2 separate regions of the Homo sapiens genome follow, and region 2 is linked to region 1. A link is an interaction called in ENCODE POLR2A ChIA-PET data of the cell type or tissue named here. Cell type or tissue: B cell. All regions are shown on one strand. Each heading gives the region's core, and the rest is flanking DNA. Links, peaks and the distances in the headings are about the cores only. Region 1 has its middle 24 kb from the start of MIR6775. Region 2 overlaps CA5A (carbonic anhydrase 5A).

The links. ChIA-PET counts read pairs that join two places held together with the same protein. Peaks named below come from ENCODE experiments on the same cell type or tissue, not always from the same donor. Only the 100,000 strongest peaks of a DNase experiment are listed, where the experiment ranks them.
Region 2: POLR2A ChIA-PET joins it to region 1 with 6 read pairs; 3 of 35 experiments call an interaction of 5 or more read pairs at or near these places.

Annotation. Positions count from the first base shown.
Region 1 is chr16:87,808,704-87,813,083 of GRCh38, reverse strand. No RefSeq gene overlaps it. Among named protein-coding and RNA genes, the nearest start is that of MIR6775, 24 kb to the left of the region's middle. RefSeq lists enhancers at 2,709-2,888, 3,559-3,618. In B cell, for the core only: no CTCF peak of the experiment used is centred there; DNase peaks (open chromatin) are centred at 2,533 and 3,363; H3K4me3 peaks cover 518 bases; H3K27ac peaks cover 1,745 bases.
Region 2 is chr16:87,923,726-87,928,105 of GRCh38, reverse strand. CA5A (carbonic anhydrase 5A) reads left to right here. Exons shown (of 7, transcript NM_001739.2): 2 at 1,161-1,358. Among named protein-coding and RNA genes, the nearest start is that of CA5A, 11 kb to the left of the region's middle. RefSeq lists an enhancer at 3,264-3,503. In B cell, for the core only: a CTCF peak has its summit at 3,522; DNase peaks (open chromatin) are centred at 862, 1,645, 2,565 and 3,465; H3K4me3 peaks cover 255 bases.

The DNA.
Region 1 (4,380 bases), core at 381-4,380:
CACGCCTAGCTAATTACTGTATTTTTAGTAGAGACAGGGTTTTCATCATGTTGGCCAGGCTGGTCTCAAACTGCTGACCTTAAGTGATCCACCGCCTCGGCCTCCCAAAGTGCTGGGATTACAGGTGTGAGCCACCATGCCCGGTCTAAGGGGGAATCTCTTTGGAGGAGAAGAAAACAGTGTCAAGAAAACCCAAAGACTGTCTTGGGAGCAGCCGCTGCAGGACCTACAAGGCTTTCCCTGTGGGTCTATGAGAGGGTTCGTGTTCACCAACCAAGGATGGGTGAGGATGGAAGGAGACCTTGGGGCCGCCGCTGGGGGCCACAGAGCAGAGTCAAAGTTTAGTAGAGGCCATGGGTTTGGGTTAGACACCTGTAAGACCCTTTGCAACCTGGGATTCCAGGTCGCCAGGAGAAAGAGAGATAGGGTAGGGTAATAGTCAAGGTCTCAGGTTCCAGAAACCTCTCTGGCCATGACTTCCACACTGAGATGGCTCAGGTCCAGATGTCACAAGGGACACATGTTCCTGTCTTGGCAGTAGCCAGGCAACCGCCCCCAGGTAACAGATCCCACAACAAAAGTGTAACCAGAATGCTTGGCAAACAGCAGCTCTGTTCAGTGTCTCAGGCCCCAGCAGCCTGGGCTGGGGGTGGCTTCCTGCGGCAAGTGCTTCCTCCCGGGCCCATCCGTTCATTTTCCCCATGTTTTCCCAACTCACTCATCACCTGGTCTCTGCTGCCTCTTGCTTCAAAGGCTGCAATCACACAGCGGCAGCTTATCAATCACTCTCTCGGCCCGGAGCGGAGCAGCCCAGCCGGGCCTGTGTGGAGGGTTCAGAGAATAGCTCCGTAGGAGGGTGTCTGGCATTTGCTCACTCCCCAGGTGAGGCTGGAGACATGTAGCGGTGCTGTGAGTGCGATGGTTTGAATTCAAGCTATCGCAAAATGTTTCAACGTTCCCTATGAGAAGATGTAAAGACAATGTAACGTTTGATGTGACTGAACATTCATTATCACTGTGCACTTATAAATAACTCTCTAGGGCCGGGTGCGGTGGCTCACACCTGTAATCCCAGCACTTTAGGAGGCTGAGGCGGGCAGATCATGAGGTCAGGAGATCGAGACCATCCTGGCTAACACGGTGAAACCCCGTCTCTACTAAAAACACAAAAAATTAGCCGGGTGTGGTGGCAGGTGCCTGTAGTCCCAGCTACTTGGGAGGCTGAGGCAGCAGAATCGTTTGAACCTAGGAGGCAGAGGTTGCAGTGAGCCAAGACTGCACCACTGCACTCCAGCCTGGCAACAGAGCAAGACTCAGTCTCAAAAAAAATAACAATAATAGCCATTCTGACTGGTGTGAGATGGTATCTCATTGTGGTTTTGATTTGCATTTCTCTAACAGTGATATTGAGTTTTTTTTCTTATGTTTGTTGGCTGCATGTATGTCTTCTTTGGGAAAGTGTCTGTTCATGTACTTTCCCCACTTTTAAATGGGGTTGTTTTCTTCTTCTATATTTGTTTAAGTTCCTTATAGATGCTGCATTTTAGACCTTTGTCAGATGCATAATTTGCACATATTTTCTCCTATTCTGTAGGTTGTGTGTTTACTCTGTTGATAGTTTCTTTTGCTGTGCAAAACCCTCCTACAGAGCTCTTCTCTGAGTCCTGCACACATGCCCGCCTGGGCTGCTCCGCTCCGGGCTGAGAATCCATAGGGTAAGAGTCGGATTGACAAGCTGCCGCTGTGTGATTGGAGCCTTCGAAGCAAGAGGCAGCAGAGACCAGGTGATGAGTGAGTTGGGAAAACATGGGGAAAATGAATAGATGGGCCCGGGAGGAAGTACTTGCAGCAGGATCTAAGTTTAATTAGATCCCACTTGTCAATTTTTGCTTTGTTGCAATTGCTTTTGGCGTCGTCTTCATGAAATCTCTGCCCGTTCCTGGGTCCAGGATGGTATTGCCTAGGTTGTCTTCCAGGGTTTTGATAGTTTTGGGTTTTACGTTAGGGTCTCAATCCCTCTTTTTTTTTTTTTTTTTTTTTTGAGTTGGAGTCTCACTCTGTTGCCCAGGCTGGAGTGCATGGTGTGATCTCTGCTCACTGCAACCTCCGCCTCTCGGGCTTAAGCAATTCTCCTGCCTCAGTCTTCTGAGTAGCTGAGACTACAGGCGTGTGCTACCATGCCTGGCTAATTTTTGCATTTTTAGTAGAGATGGGGGCTTCACCATGTTGGCCAGGCTGGTCTCGAACTCCTGACTTCAGGTGATCTGCCCACCTCGGCCTCCCAAAGCGTTGGGATTACAAGCGTGAGCCACTGCACCTGGCCTTCCCTGGCTTGTTTTCTAATCGGCGCCCAGCACTGGAGCCGCCCGAGCTCATGACAGGTTTTAGGTGAAAGGACCTGACTTCTTCCTGCAGCAGAAGAGGCTCTGCTGCCACCCAAGGTCCACCTGGGGCTGCAGTGGGGTGCAGGGGCCCCCCCGATCACACCCATCCCTCTATGCTGCTCCGTCCCAGCCCCAGGTGCTCATTACCTCAGCAGAATCACTTCCCCATTTGGCAGTTTTGCATCAAAGTACTCAGAGAATTGGGGAATTTGGAGCTTTACTGTGGTTGGGCAAAGCCGAGGGTGCTGGCTGAGAGGAGAAGGTGGGTCTCCAGGGCCTGGGGACAGTCCTGCAGGCAACCACGCTGCGGCCAGAGTCACCAGCACCTGTGGGCTGCTTCAAAGACCCCACGTGGGAGGAGACCATTTTCTCTCTTCTGGCTCTTCTGAGGGAGGGGTGTGTGGGGCAGAGCTGCCCCCTCCCACTCACAGCTGTTGGGCTCCCTCTGCCCATCTCTGTGCCGCGGCCTGAGCCCTACAGCCTGCTTCAGGGGCTCTCTTGTCCAGGGAATTGCAGTGGGGCCATTGGAGAAAGAACAGAGCGCTGGCCGGGCGCAGTGGCTCACGCCTGTAATCCCAGCACACTGGGAGGCCAAGGCAGGTGGATCGTGAGGTCAGGAGTTCGCGATCAGCCTGGCCAACATAGTGAAACCCCGTCTCTACTAAAAATACAAAAATTAGCTGGGTGTAGTGGTGCGTGCCTGCAGTCCCAGTTACTTGGGAAGCTGAGGCAGGAGAATCACTTGAACCCAGGAGGCGGAGGTTGTGGTGAGCTGAGATCATGCCACTGCACTCCAACCTGGGCAATAGAGCAAGACTGTCTCAAAAGAAAAAAAAAAACGAAAGAGTGCTCAGTGTGCACGCTGCTGCCCCTGCCCATGGTTTGGGAGTGGCTGTGCTTCTCTACAGCTGTGTGGGTGAGTTGCAGCCTACAATATGCTCGAGTCCTAACCCCGGTATCTGTGAATGTGACTCTGTTTGGAAACAGGGTCTTTGCGGATGTGATTATCTAAGATGAGTCATACTTACCGAGGGGCCGTCCCTGAACCCAATGCCAGGTGTCCTTATAAGAAGGGGGAAATTTGGACACAGACACAGAGGAGAGACTGTGTGAGGGGGAAGGCAGGGATTGGAGCGATGCAGCCAGGCACCAAGGGACTCTGGGGGCCACCAGGAGCCGGAAGAGGAAGGAAGGAGCCTCCTCTAGAGCCTCTGGAGGGAGCAGGCCCTGCTGACAACTTGATTTTGGACTTTAGTTCTCCAGGATTGCAGGACCCTCAGTTTCTGTTGTTAGAGCCACCTGTTTTGTGGAAGCTAATGATAGCAGTTCCAGGACACGAATGCCACAGCTGTGAACAGGTTCTAGGAGAATTGCCACCCCAGAAGCGGAAATGATGATCCAGGTGCCTATGCACCTCCCTGCTCCCAGAAGGAACTTGTGCTCAGATCTCCTGCGGGGACCCCGCTGACAACGTTGATCCAAAATCATGCCACTGCACCCCAGCCTGGGTGACAGAGCGAGATTCTGTCTCAAAAAAAAAAGAATACCAGTGGCACAGGACATGGTAAAATGGTTGAGTTATGGGATAGCGGGTGTTAGGGAAACCTCTGGAAATCATACTGGACTTGGGCTTCAACTAGTGTTCAGCATTGGTTTATGGTCCTCTCTTTCCCTTTCTCCTTTCCTTCCACCCCTTCCTTCTTTCTTCTTTGTGTACAGTCACATACACTGAAGCAAACTACCTACGAGGCACCACTTCATGAGTTTTGCCAGACACATACACTTGTTAACCCGAATCCCTATCAAGATAAAGAACATTGTTTAAAATCTTTTAAAAAACAGATTCCTGACCAGGTGTGATGGCTCATGCCTGTAATCCCAGCAGTTTTGGAGGTCAAGGTGCACCCGGCCAATTTCACATTTAAAAAAGAAAAACACATTTTTTACTTCCTTTTAAAAAAATGAAAGATTTAGTAATCTGGGGCTCACCATCCTC
Region 2 (4,380 bases), core at 88-4,087, 120 kb before region 1:
CGCCAGGCCTCTGGGGTGACATCCCCAAGCAAGGGGACTCTGTATTTGGAAGTGCTCTAAGGTTTCAAGAGCAGGATATCCCGAGGATCCTGTCTCTTAAGGAAAAATAAAAATAAAAGATCCAGCTTTCTCTTAGCATGAGGTTATTGCACAGAGAACAGGTGGGGCAGACACACACCAGGGGGTGCAATCATGGGACAGCTGCTTCTTCACTCATAAGCTTTTCTGCATTTTTTTTTTTTTTTTTTTGAGGCAGAGTCTCTGTCCCCCAGGCTGGAGTGCAGTGGCGCGATCTCGGCTCACTACCACCTCTGCCTCCTGGGTTCACGCCATTCTCCTGCCTCAGCCTCCTGAGTACCTGGGATTACAGGCGCCCGCCACCACACCCAGCTGATTTTTATATTTTCAATAATGATGGGGTTTTGCCATGTTGGTCAGGCTGGTCTCAAACTCCTGACCTCAAGTGATCCACCCACCTTGCTTCCGAAAATGCTGGGATTACAGGCGTGAGCCACTGTTCCTGACCTCTGAACTGTTTTCGATTAATGGCTCTTACTTTAAAAATGACAATCAAAGCAGTTTGAAATGAGCCTCGAGGAAGTAGGTAGAGGGGCTGCCACTCTGCTTAATTTTCTCCACACTGGGGTCTCATTTCCTCCTTGCCAGAGGGCTTGGAGAGTTGGGCTTCCAAAGCAGCTCCAGTTTCCACAGGACCACTAGGTGGGGTACCTGGGAGTGGGAAGGGAAGTTTCAAGCCCTTCCCGAGAGACAAGAGCCCCACTGCACTCAGCCTGCCTTCCCCACAGCGCCCTCCTCCACCCACCTGCCCTCCCCAAGGTCTATCCAGACTTCCTGTGGCTACTCTGTGACGAGGGCAACACAAAAGTCAAAAACCCATCAACACAGGTGGCATGGGCCCAGAGGGAGTTGCTTCCGGGTGGGAAAGAAAGTCCCCGAGTGGTGCAGAAAGGAGAGGAGCAGGCGAGTACCCTGTGGGCGTGCGTCGCTGCGCAGGGGCCCCCACGCGCCCGTTTCCCGTGGGTCAGTTTCCCATGAGCCAGGACGTGAGGGGTCTCGTGCGGCCGGGTTTCTGCCCTGTCCGTCCAAGACACAGGATGAAGCTCATGCCTCACTCAGGGTCTCCGTCTCTCTCCCTGCAGTGCACCCACTCTGGACGGTCCCGGTCTCCGTGCCAGGGGGCACCCGGCAGTCTCCTATTAACATCCAGTGGAGGGACAGCGTCTATGACCCCCAGCTGAAGCCACTCAGGGTCTCCTATGAAGCGGCATCCTGCCTGTACATCTGGAACACTGGCTACCTCTTCCAGGTGGAATTTGACGATGCCACCGAGGCATCAGGTGAGTGCCAGCTGGGGCTCGAGGGCTTTGTCCTCTCCCGTTGTTCTGGCAGCAGGGTCAAGAGCTTCGCGGAGAAGGGGGAGGAGAGCAGGAAGGTGCTGCTTTCCTTGTGCTGCTGGGGCAGGGACAGAGACTCGCTTGAGGGAGGACACACCTGGGGGATGGTGTGAAGGTTCTCGAGGGGACAGGAGCCTGGTGCTCACTTTACAGATGAGAATACCGCCGGCACCTGCATGCACACAGGTGCACCTAGCAAAGAAAATCCCCTTCCCGTGGGGCTCGCCTTGCAGCGGGTGGGAGGAAGAGACAAGCTCATTGAAATGCGAACACTTTGCGCGTCGGAAGAGGAACTCAGAAGGCAGCGGTGGCTGGACGCCCACGCTGGCCTTGATCATCTAGGCAGAGGCCTGCAAGGAAGTTGGGTCCACAGCAGGGCAGGGGCATTGGGAGCCTGGAAATGAGACCACTGCAGGCTTCAGCAGGCAGTGACCTGGCCGACATTTTATTTTATTTTATTTTATTTTATATTGAGACAGAGTCTTGCTCTGTCATTCAGGATGGAGTGCCATGGCGCAATCTCAGCTCACTGCAACCTCTGTCTCCTGGTTCAAGTGATTCTCCTGCCTCAGCCTGAGTAACTGGGATTACAGGTGTCTGCCACCATGCCCAGCTAATTTTTGTATTTTTAGCAGAAATGGGATGTCGCCATGTTGGCCAGGCTGCTCTCGAACCCCTGACATCAGGTGATCTGCCCACCTTGGCCTCCCAAAGTGCTGGGGTTACAGGCGTGAGCCACCGCGCCCGGCCCTCGCTGACCTTTTAAATGCATCCCACAGCTGCTGTGAGGACAGACTGAGCAGGCGGCTGGAGGGGAGCAGGGGTTAAATAGGAGGCAGTCCGGGGAGATGCAGGTGGGAGACGGTGGTGGAGGGACGGGGTGGGCTGGGAGGTGACTTGAGAGGTCCTGAAAGCCACCAAGCCCTTACTGGGTTCCAGCGCTTGGCCAAGGGCTTCTGCGGATCATCTCTTCAAACCTTCACCATGATTCTCGGAAGTTCCAGGCAGATGCTCTGAGGTATGGGAAGGTTCTCTCTATGCCTATTATGTTTGCATTTTTATCAGGACTGGCTGCCAGGTCCTACCTGGTGTTTTCCCAGCACCAGCTGGTGTCACTGTAAGCTGCTTTCATGCGGAACGCCTGCTCTCCCTCCTGCTGCGAGTCTGGAATTGGGCCACGTGCTGGGTATCAGGTGCCTATGTGAACAGCTCCCAATAAACCCTTGGGCACTGAGTTGCTAGTGAGCTCCTCTGGTACAGAACACGTCACACTGGTTCAGTGTTGCGGCTGGTTTAGGGGAGAATTAAGTCCGTCCTGTCCGTCTTCCCTGGTGAGGACTCCAGAAGCTCCTGCCTGGGGCCCTCCGGACAGCCCAGACACCTCTTCGCGTGGCTGATCTCGCTCTGCGTCCTTTTGCTGAATGTAGCTTAGCTCTGAGGGTGGCTCTGTGCTGGACCCAGTGACTCTTCCTGGGGAATCATCAAACCTGGGGGCCCCAAAGCAGCCGCAGCCACAGCTCCACATCCTCTCCGGCAGGCATCCCATCTGCCTCCTCCCGGGTGCGTCCCACGTGCCTGGGGATCTTGCTCACTCACTGTTGCTCCCATGAGGATGTAACTCCGCTGGGGCAGGTCTTTGTCTTATTTGATATTTTATGCGCCAGGCCTCCTAGGCACTCAGCAAATTGACGGATGAACAGAGTTGAAGGCATAAATGAGCCTCCTTTTCTTCCTCTGTGATTGGGGAGAGAAGGGATGGCCACTGCAAAGGCTGCAGGGAGAGAATCGAGGCCACCCCAGGCCGGCACTCAGCACCACATCTGCCCAGAAACTCCCACATGGCTGCCAGCATGCCCGGACCTGCTTCCACGCTTCTGCGTTATCCAAGCGGGACCAACAAGCGGGACGCTGCCCCCACGCTCACCTTCATGCCCTCTCGCTGTGCATGCGGAGGCAGCATTCACCTTCCTTACACTAAACATGCTCACCGGGGCTTCCCCAGCTCCTGCTGTCACGGGGAGGTCTGCCCAGCTGCGTCCCAGCTTCGTCATGACATGGTGCTTGCATTTCAGCCACTTAAATCTGCATATGCCTAGAAATTCTCAACACAGGGGACCTCAGTGAGCAGGCACGGTGCCCACGGATGAGTGCGCTGAGCCGTATGTGCAGGCCTTCCTGGAGCCCGGGGAGAGGCACCCCATGGAGAGTAGAGGCCCAGCCTGAGCCTGCTCCTGCCTCTAATGCACCTGCTGTTGGGGGCAGGGCGTGAGAGCTTCTTCTCTGTGCCAGGCCCTACACAGTGCATCGCAAACACCACGGCTTGGTCCTTCCAGTGTCTCTCTCTCCTTTCGAAGGTGAGAAGGAGCCACGCTGCCTGTATGCTCAGTGCCATTCACGGTTGCTTCATCAGGCTCCACTGCAACCCCCGCGGATGCTTCCCGTGTGGGGCTTGCTGAGTGCCAGCAGCAGTAACCCCAACTCCAGCCAACGTAAGCAAAGTGCAACTTCTTGGAAGGACAAGACCAGCTCGGAGAAGAAGAGGGAAAGTGGGACAACCAGATCTTGGGAGGCACAAACCAGGCCAGCTTCGGGGACCAGGGAGCAGGGATTTTTGCATTCATTTATTCAGTTGCCAATGGTTTTTCTCCCCTTGTTGGTCTGTTCCAAGTTCAAATGCCCAAGAAGCAACTCAGATTGGCTTTTCAGTTTTAATGTGGTTATATTATTTAAAAATTCTTCATGCAGCCACTTCAAAATATTGAAAAACCAAAAATAGTTCCTGAACTTTTAATTGTTTGGGTTAATATTTGTGTGAATGTATTAGTAATTTTGAGAACAATAGTTGTCATGGATACAGATGAGTTGCTATGGGATTCATATTCCTCCTGGATAATTTTTAGATGTGGCTGTGGGTCTCACTGATATTTTAATAACTGATTTGTTTCCTCTAAGTCGTAAAGTATAA